Linked DNA regions of Homo sapiens: region 2 is linked to region 1. The links are chromatin contacts, found by Hi-C in ENCODE. All regions are on one chromosome and are shown on one strand. Each heading gives the region's core, a stretch centred on a gene start or an enhancer-like site at or near the end of the contact. The rest is flanking DNA. Distances are from core to core; before and after follow the strand shown. Region 1 overlaps ARHGAP24 (Rho GTPase activating protein 24). Region 2 overlaps ARHGAP24 (Rho GTPase activating protein 24).

Evidence for each region. A loop is a pair of places that touch in the nucleus more often than their neighbours do. Pooled maps may share reads with other maps.
Region 2: a pooled map of posterior vena cava shows a loop between it and region 1 (2.2-fold over the local background). The contact joins two enhancer-like sites. A Hi-C loop is called at or near these places in 1 of 168 maps with a recorded cell type or tissue (right cardiac atrium) and 8 of 50 pooled maps.

Annotation. Positions count from the first base shown.
Region 1 is chr4:85,495,156-85,502,686 of GRCh38, reverse strand. All of the region lies in intron 1 of ARHGAP24 (Rho GTPase activating protein 24), which reads right to left. Among named protein-coding and RNA genes, the nearest start is that of ARHGAP24, 24 kb to the right of the region's middle. RefSeq lists an enhancer at 4,236-4,285. Within about 2 kb of position 4,131, at least 19 of the 41 ENCODE cell types and tissues checked have a DNase peak (open chromatin) inside an H3K27ac peak, as active enhancers do.
Region 2 is chr4:85,722,506-85,730,036 of GRCh38, reverse strand. The region is part of intron 3 of ARHGAP24 (Rho GTPase activating protein 24); the gene reads right to left. It overlaps LOC124900728 (a long non-coding RNA gene), which reads right to left. Exons shown (of 2, transcript XR_007058169.1): 1 at 7,025-7,531; 2 at 5,393-6,919. It overlaps MIR4451 (microRNA 4451), which reads right to left; the gene lies at 7,504-7,531. Among named protein-coding and RNA genes, the nearest start is that of MIR4451, 3.8 kb to the right of the region's middle. Within about 2 kb of position 4,161, at least 17 of the 41 ENCODE cell types and tissues checked have a DNase peak (open chromatin) inside an H3K27ac peak, as active enhancers do.

The DNA.
Region 1 (7,531 bases), core at 2,882-5,381:
GAGGAAGTCAAATTGTCCCTGTATGGAGATGACATGATTCTATGTTTAGAAAACCCCACCTTCTGAGCCCAAAATCTCCTTAAGCTGATAAGCAACTTCAGCAGAGTCTCAGGATACAAAATCAATGTGTAAAACTCACAAGCATTCCTATACACCAATAACAGACAGAGAGCCAAATCATGAGTGAATTCCTATTCACAATTACTACAAAGAGAATAAAATACCTAGGAATCCAACTTACAAGGGATGTGAAGGACCTCTTCAAGTAGAACTACAAACCACTGCTCAACAAAATAAAAGAGGACACAAACAAATGGAAGAACATTCCATGCTCATGGATAGGAAGAATCAATATCATGAAAATGGCCATACTGCCCAAGGTAATTTATAGATTCAATGCCATCCCCATCAAGCTACCAATGACTTTCTTCACAGAATTGGAAAAAACTACATTAAAGTTCATATGGAACCAAAAAAGAGCCCACATTGCCAAGACAATCCTAAGCAAAAAGAACAAAGCTGGAGACATCACACTGTCTGACTTCAAACTATACTACAAGGCTACTGTAACCGAAATAGCATGGTATTGGTACCAAAACAGAGATATAGACCAATGGAACAGAACAGAGGCCTCATAAATATCACCGCATATCTACAACCATCTGATCTTTGACAAACCTGACAAAAACAAGAAATGGGGAAAGGATTCCCTATTTAATAAATAGGGCTGGGAAAACTGGCTAGCCATATGTAGAAAGCTGAAACTGGATCCCTTCCTTACACCTTATACAAAAATTAATTCAAGATGGATTAAAGACTTTAATGTTAGACCTAAAACCATAAAAACCCTAGAAAAAAAAACTAGGCAATACCATTCAGGACATAGGCATAGGCAAAGACTTCATGACTAAAACACAAAAAGCAGTAGTGACAAAAGCCAAAATAGACAAATGGGATCTAATTAAACTAAAGAGCTTCTGCACAGCAAAAGAAACTACCATCAGAGTGAACAGGCAACCTACAGAATGGGAGAAAATTTTTGCAATCTACCCATCTGACAAAGTGCTAATATCCAAATTCTACAAAGAACTTAAACAAATTCACAAGAAAAAAACAACCCCATCAAAAAGTGGGTAAAGGATATGAACAGACACTTCTCAAAAGAAGACATTTATGCAGCCAACAGACACATGAAAAAATGCTCATCATCACTGGCCATCAGAGAAATGCAAATCAAAACCACAATGAGATACCATCTCAAGCCAGTTAGAATGGCCATCATCAAAAAGTCAGGAAACAACAGATGCTGCAGAGGATGTGGAGAAATAGGAATGCATTTACACTGTTGGTGGGACTGTAAACTAGTTCAACCATTGTGGAAGACAGTGTGGCAATTCCTCAAAGATCTAGAACTAGAAATACCATTTGACCCAGCCATCCCATTACCAGGTGTATACCCAAAGGATTATAAATCATGCTACTATAAAGACACATGCACACATATGTTTATTGTGGCACTATTCACAATAGCAAAGACTTGGAACCAACCCAGATGTTCATCACTGATAGATTGGATTAAGAAAATGTGGCACATATACACCATGGAATACTATTCTATTCAGACATAAAAAAGGATGAGTTCATGTCTTTGCAGGGACATGGATGAAGCTAGAGACCATCATTCTGAGCAAACTATCACAAAGACAGAAAACCAAACACCGCATGTTCTCACTTGTAGGTGGGAATTGAACAATGAGAACACTTGGACACTGGGTGGGGAACATCACACACCAGGGCCTGTTGGTGGGGGGGTGGGAGGCTGGGGGAGGAACAGCGTTAGGAGAAATACCTAATGTAAATGACGAGTGGATGGGTGCAGCAAACCAACATGGCACATGTATACCTATGTAACAAACCTCCCCGTTGTGCACATGTACCCTAGAACTTAAAGTATCATCATAATAAAAAAGTCTTATGAGTCCCCATATTCCATTCTGAGGCCATGAGCTTTCCACATCTGAGATGATTCATAGTTATTGCTTAATTTAAATGCATCATGTGATATAATTATAACAACATATTTTGCTTAGTTAATCCTGACTAAAATAAATTACTTTAAAAGTTATAAGAAGGAAATCTGGAACAAGAAAAACATTTTGGTAAACATTTATACAGTCCTCACTCTAAATATTCCTAGTTGTTTTAATGAGTTGGTACTTATTAGGACAGTACTATTACCATTTAGTTAATAATCTGTATTCTCAGTAATAAAGTTTTCAAATTATTTTCCAAGGACATATTTCATCACTGATTAATACATTTTTATTCCCTTGTAGAGCCATGGCACTGAAATGAATACCAGGGAACACCAGACTTCTCAGTTTCCAGCACTACAGAAATCTGGGCTGTCATAAGCATCTGGATGAGTACTGTCCCATAGGAATATAATAGAAGCCACATTTTAAATTTTCTAGTATCTACATTAAAAAGGTAAAAAGAAACAGGTGAAATTAATCTTAATAACCTATTTTAAACCCAACATACCCAAAATATATCATTGCAACATGTAAACATACTTCAAAATATTAGTGAAAATTTTATATTCTTTTTTTCATACTATGTCTTAAAAATCTAGTGTGTATTTTACATTTCCAGTACATCTCAATTTGGATGCTAAATTTTATCACAAATACTTAGTTGGTATTAGGCTTCATAAAATTTACAGTTTAAAAAGTAGATCTCCAGAGGTGAGTTGTTCCCCCAATAAGCTTAACTTTTTTTCCAATAATTAAAAATAGTACCGATTATTAAACTTAAATATAAGTTCATTAAAATTAAAGTTAGAAACTTAAAAACTCTGTTCCTCATTCATACTAACCTCAATGCATATGATCATTAGCTGTGCCTACCACACGGAACAGCACAGACCTAGATGAGTCTCTATAGAGATTTCTTCTTCCGTACTCATCTTTAAGCCAAATGTTTCTTTGTCTTATTCTGGTTTATTCTTTGTTGTTTAATGCTTCCCTTCTCTAAGAGGTGATAATGAAAGATAGTCATAGTAGCTAATATTCTAGGAGCCAATCTTGGCCCCACCAAGGCTGCAGGCTAGGTAAGAGCTCTCTTCATTTGAACCTCTGGAGAATATTCTTAATTTTTCATAGCTTCAAATATTTAGACCTTGAATCGTCACCAAAGACAAGAGGAAAACAGGAAACGAAGTGGTGATAAAGGCTTTCTAGTTTTCCTCTAGTATTTCTCTCCCACTTAAAGCCATGTGAATGCTTGCTAGTGATAGTATATGCTATCTTCTGAATGATTCTAAAGCAGAGTATTTCATTAACATTGAAATCAAATAGAGAGATTGTTTATAAAACTAGAGGCTTGAAATTCTAATATGAACTAAACCTATCATCAATGCCCTTTTTAGACCAGTCACTTAGAAGGTCATACATTTATTTTAGCAATGCTGCCATTACCAAATACATATTTATATATTCTTTCAAATGTTGGTATATGTTCTCACTCTAAAATAATATATCTGATTTAAATTCGAAGACATTCTAAGCAAGGTCTAATGAAAGTGATAACCACTTAGTAATAACTACGAAGCAAACAACAACAAGCTGATTATAAATAAGAATAAGCTGTGGAATAAATGAGAGGAGCTTAACTGTGAGGTTTCTTCTCTAATCTCATGGATGACACTAGTTTATACAGTGAAATTCTAAGTTGTCTGAAGCAAATAAAAGAAAAAATAAATGTATGACAATATTTGAAAATAATAAGTTCTCAATTTGTTCCTTTCCTTTTAGAGGGAACTTTCATTTTCTTAGAAGTATGGATAAGTGCTTACTGATTATTAACAGCTACATTTAATTTACTAATACAAGTATCATACAAGATGGTGAAATTTTTCATAAATATTCTTGAAGTTTAGTGTAGAGAAGGCTCACTCGAGCAATCTGTTAGAATCTAGATTCCTGGGATCAATTCCCCACGATTCTAATTCTTCTCTAGGCTTTAGGAGAGAAAGACTGTCTTTAGTCTCTTCACTTCCTTGTGGCTAAGATGACTACACGGGCCTGTGGTCTCCTCACTTCCTTGTGGCCAAGACATCTACACAGGCCCGTGGATTTCCCCATTTGGGGCAGGGAGTTAGGGCTGTTCAGCACGAGGCTGAGCTCACAAACAGGGCACAGGTCACTCTCTTCTAGGGCTCTCCTCCTTTTTCCATTAATATAATTGAAAAATTTAGAATACCAAAGTAAGTAGGTCACAGAGAAGATAGCAACACAACTATTCAGTCTGCTTTCTCTCTAGTGTTGGCTTAAAGGAGCAAGGAAAGCACACACAAAGCTAGCATGGCCAGGCCCAGCTCCCTAGTCCACAAGCCACATCATAATTTGATGTTAGGAGCCAACCCAGGTATAAGATGGCCATTATTTTACTGTGTCCTTAATTCCCCTGTAGTAGGTGTCTGGATGAGATTCAAGATATTAGTCACCTTTGACACATTATCACAAATTCTTGGCAAACAAGTATTTTGTTTCCTCACAAAAATCTCCTTGTTCTTGTTACCAAAGAAAAGAAAATAAACTATTAGCTTGTGCATTTATTTTACTTGCATAAAGGACTCTACACTTTTTATTAACCAACTTAAGAGAAAAAGGAACTCAACCATAATTACCTCTTGTTTTATTTAGAATAGAAATTTACAAGTTGGAGAAGGAAATTGAACACCGAGGGAGACCCAAACCTGGCAAAACTGCCGTGTGTTCAAAGACTGTTACAACAGTAAAACTAAAAAGTTAGGGACATGGTGCTGCATTTCTTTTCCTTTTCTTTCTTTCTTTTGTTTTTTTCCAGACTGAGTTTTGGTCTTGTCACCCAGACTGGAGTGCAATGGCACGATCTTGGCTCACCGCAACCTCCACCTCCTGGGTTCAAGCAATTCTCCTGCCTCATTCTCTCATTTAGCTAGGATTATAGGCCTGCACCACCACGTCCAGCTAATTTGTATTTTTAGTAGAAATAGGGTTTTACCAGGTTGGTCAGGCTGGTCTCCATCTCCAGACCTCAGGAGATCCACCTGCCTCAGCCTCCCAAATTGCTGGAATTACAGGCATGAGCCACTGTGCCTGGCCGGTGCTGCATTTCTTAATTTAGCATAGAAGAACTGATTTTGCAGATATACATTTTTAATGTTGACAATTAGTAGCAGTGGACAAGAAGATAATATATTTTGCATTTATATAATTATTTCAAAGTGACTTCTCTCCCACAATTAATCTTTACAAAATTTCTGAGAAATAAGTATTATTTTCTAGACGCTGAATTTAAAGCTCACAGAAGTTGTTTTCCCAGTGTTACACAGAGTACTTTGACAGAGCTGAGACATGAAACTTTATCTCTAGGTCTCACCAAAGCACATGATTTTGTACCCTGATTGGGCTTGTCAGGAATGGATGGGGCATGGTGGGATTTATTCACCAACATCTGTGACTAATAAGCTCAGTTGGTTGGGATATTTCCAATCCTTTCTTCTTTACTACTTCTATTAGTCACCAAGTTTAATCGTTTTAACCGTTTCATATTTCCTGATTCCATTCCTTCCTCTTTATCAACAGTGTACAAATTCACACTAAACTCGGGGCATTTGCCAAATATCCAATATTCTCATAACACGGCTTTGCATGTGGGTTCCCTTTGCCCAAAATGACTTCCTTCCTTGTCCACTTGTAAACATCACAAAATGACTTTTTTTTGGTTCATTCCTAAATTTCATACTCATTTCTCTGTATTTTGTTGGCGGGACTTTTCTCAGAAAGGATAGACTTTCACCAAAACACATTTGGGTAATATTAATTTCCCAAAAGGTTTTTGACCTGTCACCAAAGTATGGGTGCTAGTGTCCGTAGTTAGACATCTACAAAACTCGTGTGAAAATGTGGTGCAAACCATGAACTATGGGGCACCTAAGACTCTGCCTTTTTTATTATTACCACTTAATATACCCGGGAGCTTGCTACATGTTAATCTTCACAGTGTTGCATGGCCATTTTTATCAGTATGCTGTTGAACTTCACGGTTGTGATTTGAAACCTGTCCAATGTGATGTGACATATATTTGTGGTCAAAAGGTGATCTACACATCATGCAAAACGTTAAAATCTTCTCAAAAGTCAGAGGAGAAATATATTTCTTCAGAGAAGAGTTGTTTGCTGTTGGTTATGAAAAGTAAACAAACAAACATTCCCACCATAGCAAGGATTCCTGTGCACATATTCACAGTAACTGTGATAGACCTATTTCTGCTGAAAGCCCTGTCCTATGGTAAAACTCACAAGCTGTTTCTGTTTTACAAATGCTAAGCCTGAAAGGCACATGCAACCAAAAGCTCTCCCAGATTTCGGCAGGAAAAGGGTGAAAATGCCATATTGATGACTCTCTTATTAAATCTCAGTAAATAAACACCGGTGGTATCTTCCTTTTCATGGTTCCCGGTAACTCTAAACACTCACTCTTCATAAGCCAAGAAGTTACAAAAATGTTGGCATTTGTATAAAAGAAAACAGAACTTTGTAATCACTAAGTGTGACTAGGAGGAAGAGTGCTTCACTGAAAGAAAGAGTTCGCTATTCTATTTATGATAAAAGATGAAAATCTCACAACAAAGATAACAGTAGGCTAACTACTTCCCATGTTCTCTAGGGTTTGGGGAGCTACAAAGTCAAAATGAGACACAAACAAATTCTATAAAATATGTGATACTATAAAAGGATTAAAATTTTCTTTCACTATCCAAGAGAAATAATGCTGACAGTCATAAATTACAGCTAAGGAGAGACAGCTGAGCACTGAATCACTCTCATGCCTCTGTCTACTTCTATGTAGGCATCAGAAAATGCTTTCAACGCCTGCCATGCTGTAGAGTATTACATTCTGATACACTGTTAAAAATAGACACACTACTAGTAGTCAATCTCCCCTCATATCCTGTAATTCCTGATTAATAATAGTAAAATTTTTCTGGGCCAGGCACGGTGGCTCACGCCTGTAATCCCAGCACTTTGGGCGGCCGAGGCGGGCGGATCACCAGGTAAGGAGATTGAGACCCATCCTGGCTAACACGGTGAAAACCCGTCTCTACTAAAAATATAAAAAAATTAGCTGGGCGTGGTGGCGGGCGCCTGTAGTCCCAGCTACTCGGGAGGCTGAGGCAGGACAATGGCATGAACCCGGGAGGCAAGGCTTGCAGTGAGCCGAGATCGCGCCACTACACTCCAGCCTGGGCAACAGAGTGAGACTCCATCTCAAAAAAAAAAAAAAAAAAAAAAAAAAATTCTGTACTTCTGTACTTACTTGACTTGGCCTACTTCTCCCCTTTTCAGCTTCTACTAGCCGCTCTCTTCCTTCTGACCCTTTACCTCTTCGCTGAAACCCGGAAACAAATCAAGGAAAGAAAGAAGTGTAAAGATACTGTTCATACTCGGTCATTTATAGGTCATGTCTTTCAGGAAGACAAAAT
Region 2 (7,531 bases), core at 2,912-5,411, 230 kb before region 1:
AGGCAATGGATAATGCCATGGCCTGGGGAGACAGGCTGTCTCAGAGTTCTAATTCTGGCTCTGGTGGCACCAGTGGGGATTAGTGATTTATATCAGTATTTCATCTTCCTTTTCATAGGTTTGCTTTTTTTATCTAGCCCAGGGGTCAGCAAACTATGCCCACGGGCCAAATCTGGTTCACTGTTTATTTTTTACATTTTTAAGTGGTTGGAAAAAAATAAAGAATAATATTTCTGATATTTGAGAAGTATATAAAATTCACATTTCAGTGACCATAAGTAAATTTTATTGACATACAGCCACATCCATTTGTTTTCGCTACCATGGCAGAGTTGAACAACTGTAGTGGAAACCTTATGGTCACAAAATCCTAAAATATTTACTCCTGGATCTTTCCAGAAAAGGTTTGCTGGCCCCTGGTCTAGCGAATAGTGATGGTGACTGGATCAATATGTCTACCAACACTGTGAGAGGACACTCACTCCTCATAGGGACACTTCACAGGAGGATCGTATGATCATGCTGTCCATCAGTTCGTAAATGCCCCAAATGTATGTTGGTTGAAATGACATTAGCCAGAATTCCAAAGGATTAAAAACATTTTTAAAACGTTCTTTGTACCATGTTAATAGCTTCTTTCAAGTGTATATTTTAATGTATTTTAAGTAGGAAGGGAATTTTGAAACAAAAATCTCAAACACTTTCTTTAAGAACACATAGTAGTTAATACATGCTGCTTTCACCAATGCATTTATTTAGTTCATGTAGAGCTACTTGTGTATATAGAATTATGTTTTCATACCGTAAGCAACTCCTACTCACATTCTCTAAATGATTTGCACATATTAAATCTAAGCAAAAAAAAAATACAAGCTTCACGGCTGCCTACAGACTTAGGCAGACAAAAAAAGAGATTGTCACAGCTGCTTTGGGGTAACAAATATAATTGCATGGATTTTAACTTACAGAATTAACACAAAAAAGAAAAAAAGTTAAGATAAGGGAGTGTTGTAAAATTAAATGCCTAAGCAGCATATTTAACTGGTGATCAAGAAAGTGACTAAACTTGATGCTAAAACACAATTAAAACATTCCTACATTTTCATATAAAATATATGTCAAATATTGGCTTACATTTTCAAATGACAGCAAGTTAATGTAGCCAATGACGTTATTTATTCAACCCAGAAGGAGTCACAAATGCAGACATGTATGGTAAACTTTTATTGCTGTTGTTACATTATTATCCCAAAAACTCAAAAATTGGCCAAACTTTTTTCTTTCCCAGAGACACCCATGAATCTATCTCATAACTATTTATTTCTCAGCTGGCCTATTATGTAACACAGCTGCAGTAACCATCTAAGTAGGTTGAAGTTTTACTAAATTAAAAATTTTACAGCCTCCAGACCCATGAAATGTTCCATCCAGGAAAAGTTCTTCTGTAAATGTGCAAAATAGGTCTGTGGAGTTACACAATCATAGAAACAGGAGAAAGAACAACTGAATCAGAGAGGTAAAAGTCTAAAACTGATTGGTATAACAGATAATTACAAATAACAGTTTATGCACACATGTACATAGATAAAATAGATAAATGCATAGGAACATAGACAGATTAGCTAAAATAGAGATAAAGAGTGAGAGAGAGGTGAGAGAGAGAGAGATAATAAAGTCTTTGGTTCCCAATATAAACTATTATTCTTAAACTACAGTCAATGATTGCATTTTAGGGAATCTCTGAAGTCCTCAAAAGTATGTGCAATTTTGGTAGGTATTTGCCTTTTTTTTTTTTTTTTTTTTTGGCAAAAGGATCAATGCATTTATTAGATTCTTTAGGCACCCATGTCCTCTAACTTTTCACCTATCTCCTAAGAAATCCTTCTGGAAAAAATAATTAGAATGGAAACTTTTTAAAATTTGAAATGTACAAAAGTAACATGTAATTGTCTGAGGGTATTGGAAATAATTAGTATAGTTGTGGCTAAAGGTAGGATAAATAACATCTTTTTTTTTTTTGAAGGCCTAATTTTGTTTCCAGGCAGATAAAAATCACTTTAGATTATCCTTCAAAATTTATCTTATTTTTTTCCATGGCTACTTTTCATTCCTCATCCCCTTGTCTTTTGTGTTCACCTCTTCTTTTCTTTCCCTGGAGGAAGGAAGAGGAAAGAACACCTCCTACTTTTAGTTAATATTGATTTTAGGCACTGGGTCAGATGGGCCTTTTAGGGTCTGGAATATTGACAATTGCCCTTGAAAGCCATGAAGAATCTTTGCTTGGTGGATGGACTGAGTCCCAGCATATGATTAATATCAGGTGTGTTGGTTGGTGGTTAGACAGTGAGTGATAGCTTGGCCAGTATGTGAAGGGAGTTTGTGAAGAAGCTGAGAACAATTTCAGCAATGTATACTCGGTAATGAAAGAGAATTGGATCCCAGAGCGTTGACAGTTGTCTATAAGAAAGCACTCCATCCGTAGAATCCACCTTTGTTACCTTTATTCATAATAAGGAAGATCACTGCTGGAAAATGTCTGTTTCTCCCCACTTTTTCATGATGGGATTGTTGTAGCCTTAGAACATGCTTTCAAAAGAACTGTAAGTGGGCATCTCTATCTAGTGCCTATTTGTATTATATATTGTATTATAAATAGGTGCTAAAAAACAAAAATGCCTACTCTTATCAAGTGCCAAAATTCTCATTCTTAATGAATGAGTCTGGAAAGATACCAGTGTATCCATTCCAGTTCAAAAAATAACTTCACATGCTCATATTTCAGAAAATAGGCTCCAGGCCTTTTTTACTTTATTTTTTGAGATGGAGTCTCACTCTGTCACCCAGGCTGGAGTGCAATGGTGAGATCTCTGCTCACCACAACCTCCGCCTCCTGGGTTCAAGGGATTCTCCTGCCTCAGCCTCCTGAGTAGCTGGGATTATAGGCGCCCACCAACACGCCCAGCTAATTTTGTGTTTTAATATTCTATTGAAACGGGGTTTCTCCATGTTGGTCAGGCTGGTCTCCAAGTCCCAACCTCAGGATCCCCCCACCTTGGATCCAAGCCCCAACCTCAGGATCACCTCAGGTGATACCCCTACCTCGGCCTCCCAAAATTTTGGGATTACAGGCGTGAGCCACAGCGCCTGGCCCAGTGTTAGCTTTTTAACCTGGATCAAATTACTTCTCTGTGCCTCAGATCTGTCGTTTGCAGAATAAAGATAATGACATTGCTTGCCTCATAGAGTTGTAGTAAGGATTAAATAAAGCGATACGTGCAAACAGCCTGGAACATTGCCTGGAATACAGATGTCTAGATACTGATAAGGCTACAGACATTATAACGGATACTGTAGTACTCTCTCTAGATCCCAAAGACTGGTATATTGGTTGCTGAAGGCACAAAGAGATTCTCATGGGAATTGTTCTACAACGCAGCAGGAACAGCTTCACCCAAGTTTATCTGTCTTCCTGCTCCCAATCAATGACTAGTTAGCAAGAGGAAACAAAGCCCCAGCCCCTCAGTTTGAAGCAAACTTGAGAGGGATCACCGCCTCAGGGGACCCCACTGGATCAGCTAAGACTTCAGTTGCTACAGCGTTGCAGGGCAGGTGTTCCTGTCGCATCCTGCTTTCCTCACTTTCTTGCAGAAAAAATATCTTCGGAGAACCTTTCCCATGACAATCTAATGTCATTCTCCATCAGCGTGTTTCCTGGAATCCAATCTAAGATTATAGATAGATGTAAATAAAACGTTTTATCCCCATTATCCAGGAACTGCAGCTAAGGTCCACCCCCCACCCCCCAAAAGAGGCTAAAACTCCACATTCTAAGCTGAAAAGACCGATGGAAATTGCACCTAGCCACTTCTCTGCCAGGTTTACTGAGAGAAAGCATTGCACTTCTGAGAACCCAAATGGCCCTGACTGTTTTGAGGGGGAAACTAGAAAAGAGGAAGTGCTACTTGGAGGAAGCAGTTTTCAAAATCAGCACTGGTTTTTGAGGGGGAGGACTAGGAATTCTCCCAACTATCAGAACAAGAGTATTGCTGGTAAATTTTGATGTGTGTTAGAACAGTGACTCACTCCTTCTCTAAGTCAGGGACTCATGATGGCCTCTGAAGCTTGGCAAGCCACTGACCTTGCTGGGCACTGAAGCTGATAACCCCTGGAGAAAGTGACAAGCCAAAGGAGGCAGCAACAGTGGAACAGCCTGCATTTCCCTTACGTTGCAGGCCAGGGTACATGAGTTTCCTAGTTGCTGAATAAACACAAAGCAAGCAGCTGGCCTTTGAGGCCTTTCGCTGTATCCCATCCAACAGGACTATCCCAATGCTGGGAGAATACTAGCATGTGAAGTGGATTTCTAATTCCAGAGACCCTGAAAAATCCACAAATGCATCTGTGAAAGATTCAGCCTTTAGAGAGGAAAGTCTGTAACGACCAGTCAGTGTGAAGGGGCTATGCCCCAGCAGTATCATCTGTGTAGGAAGATCTCTACCTTCTTCCATCCGTCTCTTGGTCTCATCATCAGAAAGGAAGGCAGAAAAGTAGGAAAGGAAACATGTAAGGAGTTTCTCTTCACTTTTGCCACTAGAGTGACAAAGAGGTCTTTGCGGGAACAGGGGAGAAAAGGTCCTATGCAACAGGAAATAGTTCAACATAGCAGAGTGGGGGCAGTTTCATATGACTGAGATTCTTCCATAAGCCTGGTAAATATATGCACTTCAAGAAATATTTGTTTAGCACCATATGTTATACTGTGCTATTTCCAGGTGTTAGGTATACAGTAAAAAGCAAGAAAGATGTGGTTTCTAAATATATGGAGATACATATAGTCCTCCTTTGTCTTGTTTTGCCTATTTCTTGTCTGTTTCTTTGTCATTTTATTTTTTTCTCTGAGAAACTTCTTTCCTAAGAAAGCTAAGGCATCATTATTCCAATAACTACTCTTTATTTTTTTAAAACATTTCAAGGAAAATTCAACTAGAACACATTTAGAGAAGCAGAAACCAACTGCATGTTCTTTCTTCAAGAACTGTTCATTAAAGATTTGCCAATCTTTCTTTCTCAACCACATTTCCCAAAAGCTTGGACTTTGGCCATAATAGTTCACTTCAGTCTAAAATTTGGCATGTCTGAAAGAGAAGACTTCAAATTTGCCAATTTGGCTGATATCCCTTTGAATAACAAGTAGAGAAATAGGAAAAATTTGGAGCGAAAAATCTATAACTCATGGCATTATTCAGAGAGATAATTCATTTCATAGGATAATGAATCTATAGGAAATCAACCCTAAAACATGGTAGATTTATTTTCAGATAGGTTTTTACAAAAGCCTAAAATATGCATACAAATATAATTTGTAAACAAATATAAATAAGTAATACACAAAGACCTGAGACGCTCAATTTTATTGAAAATTCTTGTTTTTTTAATATGATTTTCCTTGGTTTCATGGGATATTTCAGCATAAAGCAAAAGCAAAAATAAAACAAAATAAAAATTCCTATATATATATATATATATATATATATATATATATATACACACATGGAAAAATTATAAGGACATACAGTGCACATATGGATAAACTGTATTCGTAACACACACACAAATGTGTACGTATGCATATAGTGCTAAAATATATGGCAAAGAGCTTGCTAGAGGCTTTTGTTAGTTTTGTTGGAAATCATTATGGGCAGATGAAATTAAAATATGTAATCCTCTCCTACTCACTCATAAACTCTGGAGAGTTAGGCTTGAGTTAGCTATCCGTAAAGATAGACACTTGTTGGGTTTGTAAGCATCATCTTTATGATAGATTTTCAGAAGTGGCAATTGAAAGAATTTTATAGAGAAAGCCAATCTAGAATAAATATGCTTTATGAGGATCTGCTGCCAGGTAGGCCCACGGCCTGCCGAGGGTTCTATACACATTACCAACCACATTTCTGCAATCCTTGCTGCCTCCTATGCATTCTGACAAATAAAAACACTCTGTTGTAACATCCCAAATTATCATGTTAAACAATTACACCATTGAAAAAATTGAAAAATATTATCTTGTCATTCCCATTTGCAAAGATAAAGTAATTGTTATGTTATCCCTAAATAACCCCAATAATGCAAATATTGATGAAAATAACCTGATACAGATCCCACATTATCACAGAAGTACAAAAGCATTTGCCTAGAAATGCCATCCTGATGTCAAGGGCACACCAGTAAAGCCCCAGTGACCAGGATGAATGACACAGACACTGGATTCTCAATGTAGTGCTTTGTCTTTCCAGCTCTGTCTTCAAAGATACATTTGGAACACTTCTCTTCACACTCCGTAAGATGATTTAGAATTATAAAACCTAATTTAGCAGCTATTACATACTGTATTAATAATTCAGGAAGCATCTTTTCAAATGATCTACTCACATACTATATTTAAGTCCATAATTACAGAAGCAAGCTTGAATTTCCTATAAATTTGTTTGAAAGGACAACCTTCATATTCCATATTACACAGTCTTAAACTTCTTAGGCTTTGTTCATCAAAAGCCATTATGTCATACGCACTGCATGTGAAACAGATGATTTAGAATAGCAATGTTGGAGAAGAGGTTTTATCTGTTACTTCCTGGTCTTGAAGACATGGCTCTCTCTAAAACAGTATTGAAAATATCCGTCTATATTACTTGAGAACTTCTTCACCAAAAGATGAAACCTCCTTGCAGCTAGCAGACTGAATGGAAAAGTAGACCTCTAGCATTATTGGAGATAAAGAGTCAACCATCAGTTCAATACCACGCTGATTTAAAAGCCAACATGCGCTATTGTCTGAGAATAAATCGGAAAAGACATTTCCTCTACTGATACTTCAAAGACTTTGTAACATCTGGAATCTGGTTCTATACAGGGTATTCCACTAAGAAGTAAGAATAAAAGGATTTTAATAAGGCAAATAAGATTCAGGTTTCTTAAAATATGTTCTCCCTGGAGGGAAACAAATAACACATTGCATCTGACTAACCTTTCTGCACTTCAGCTGCATTAATTCACATTTAGTCATGGATTCCATCATGAGCCAGATGAACTTAGTGCCACAGCTGTTTTCATCGAGGGGAAAATATGCTTTTCCATTTTAGATTCCCAGCATTTAATATAAATATAGGAAAAATACATTTTATTGACTGCATTATTGATAAGAACTCCACATTACTTACCCAAATAAATTCACATCCACCCTAGACTGTGATCAAATCAATATCAATATTACACAAACGGTCAACCGGAGCCAGATTCCTACCTCCCTTTTTCTTACATTGAGGGATAAGGAAAAGTTGAAGAATTGATCAAAGAGGTAGACAACATGGCCTTGGAGGAATTGTTGCTGGGTTAGTCAAAGACTTTAGTGGAGATCAGGTTCACTAAGAGGAATGAATACAGATGACTAGGAAAAACGAAAGGATGTTTCAAAAGTTTAACTGAGGGATTTGATGTCTTGGCAGAGCTGTCCTCAGCTCTACCAGCAAAACAT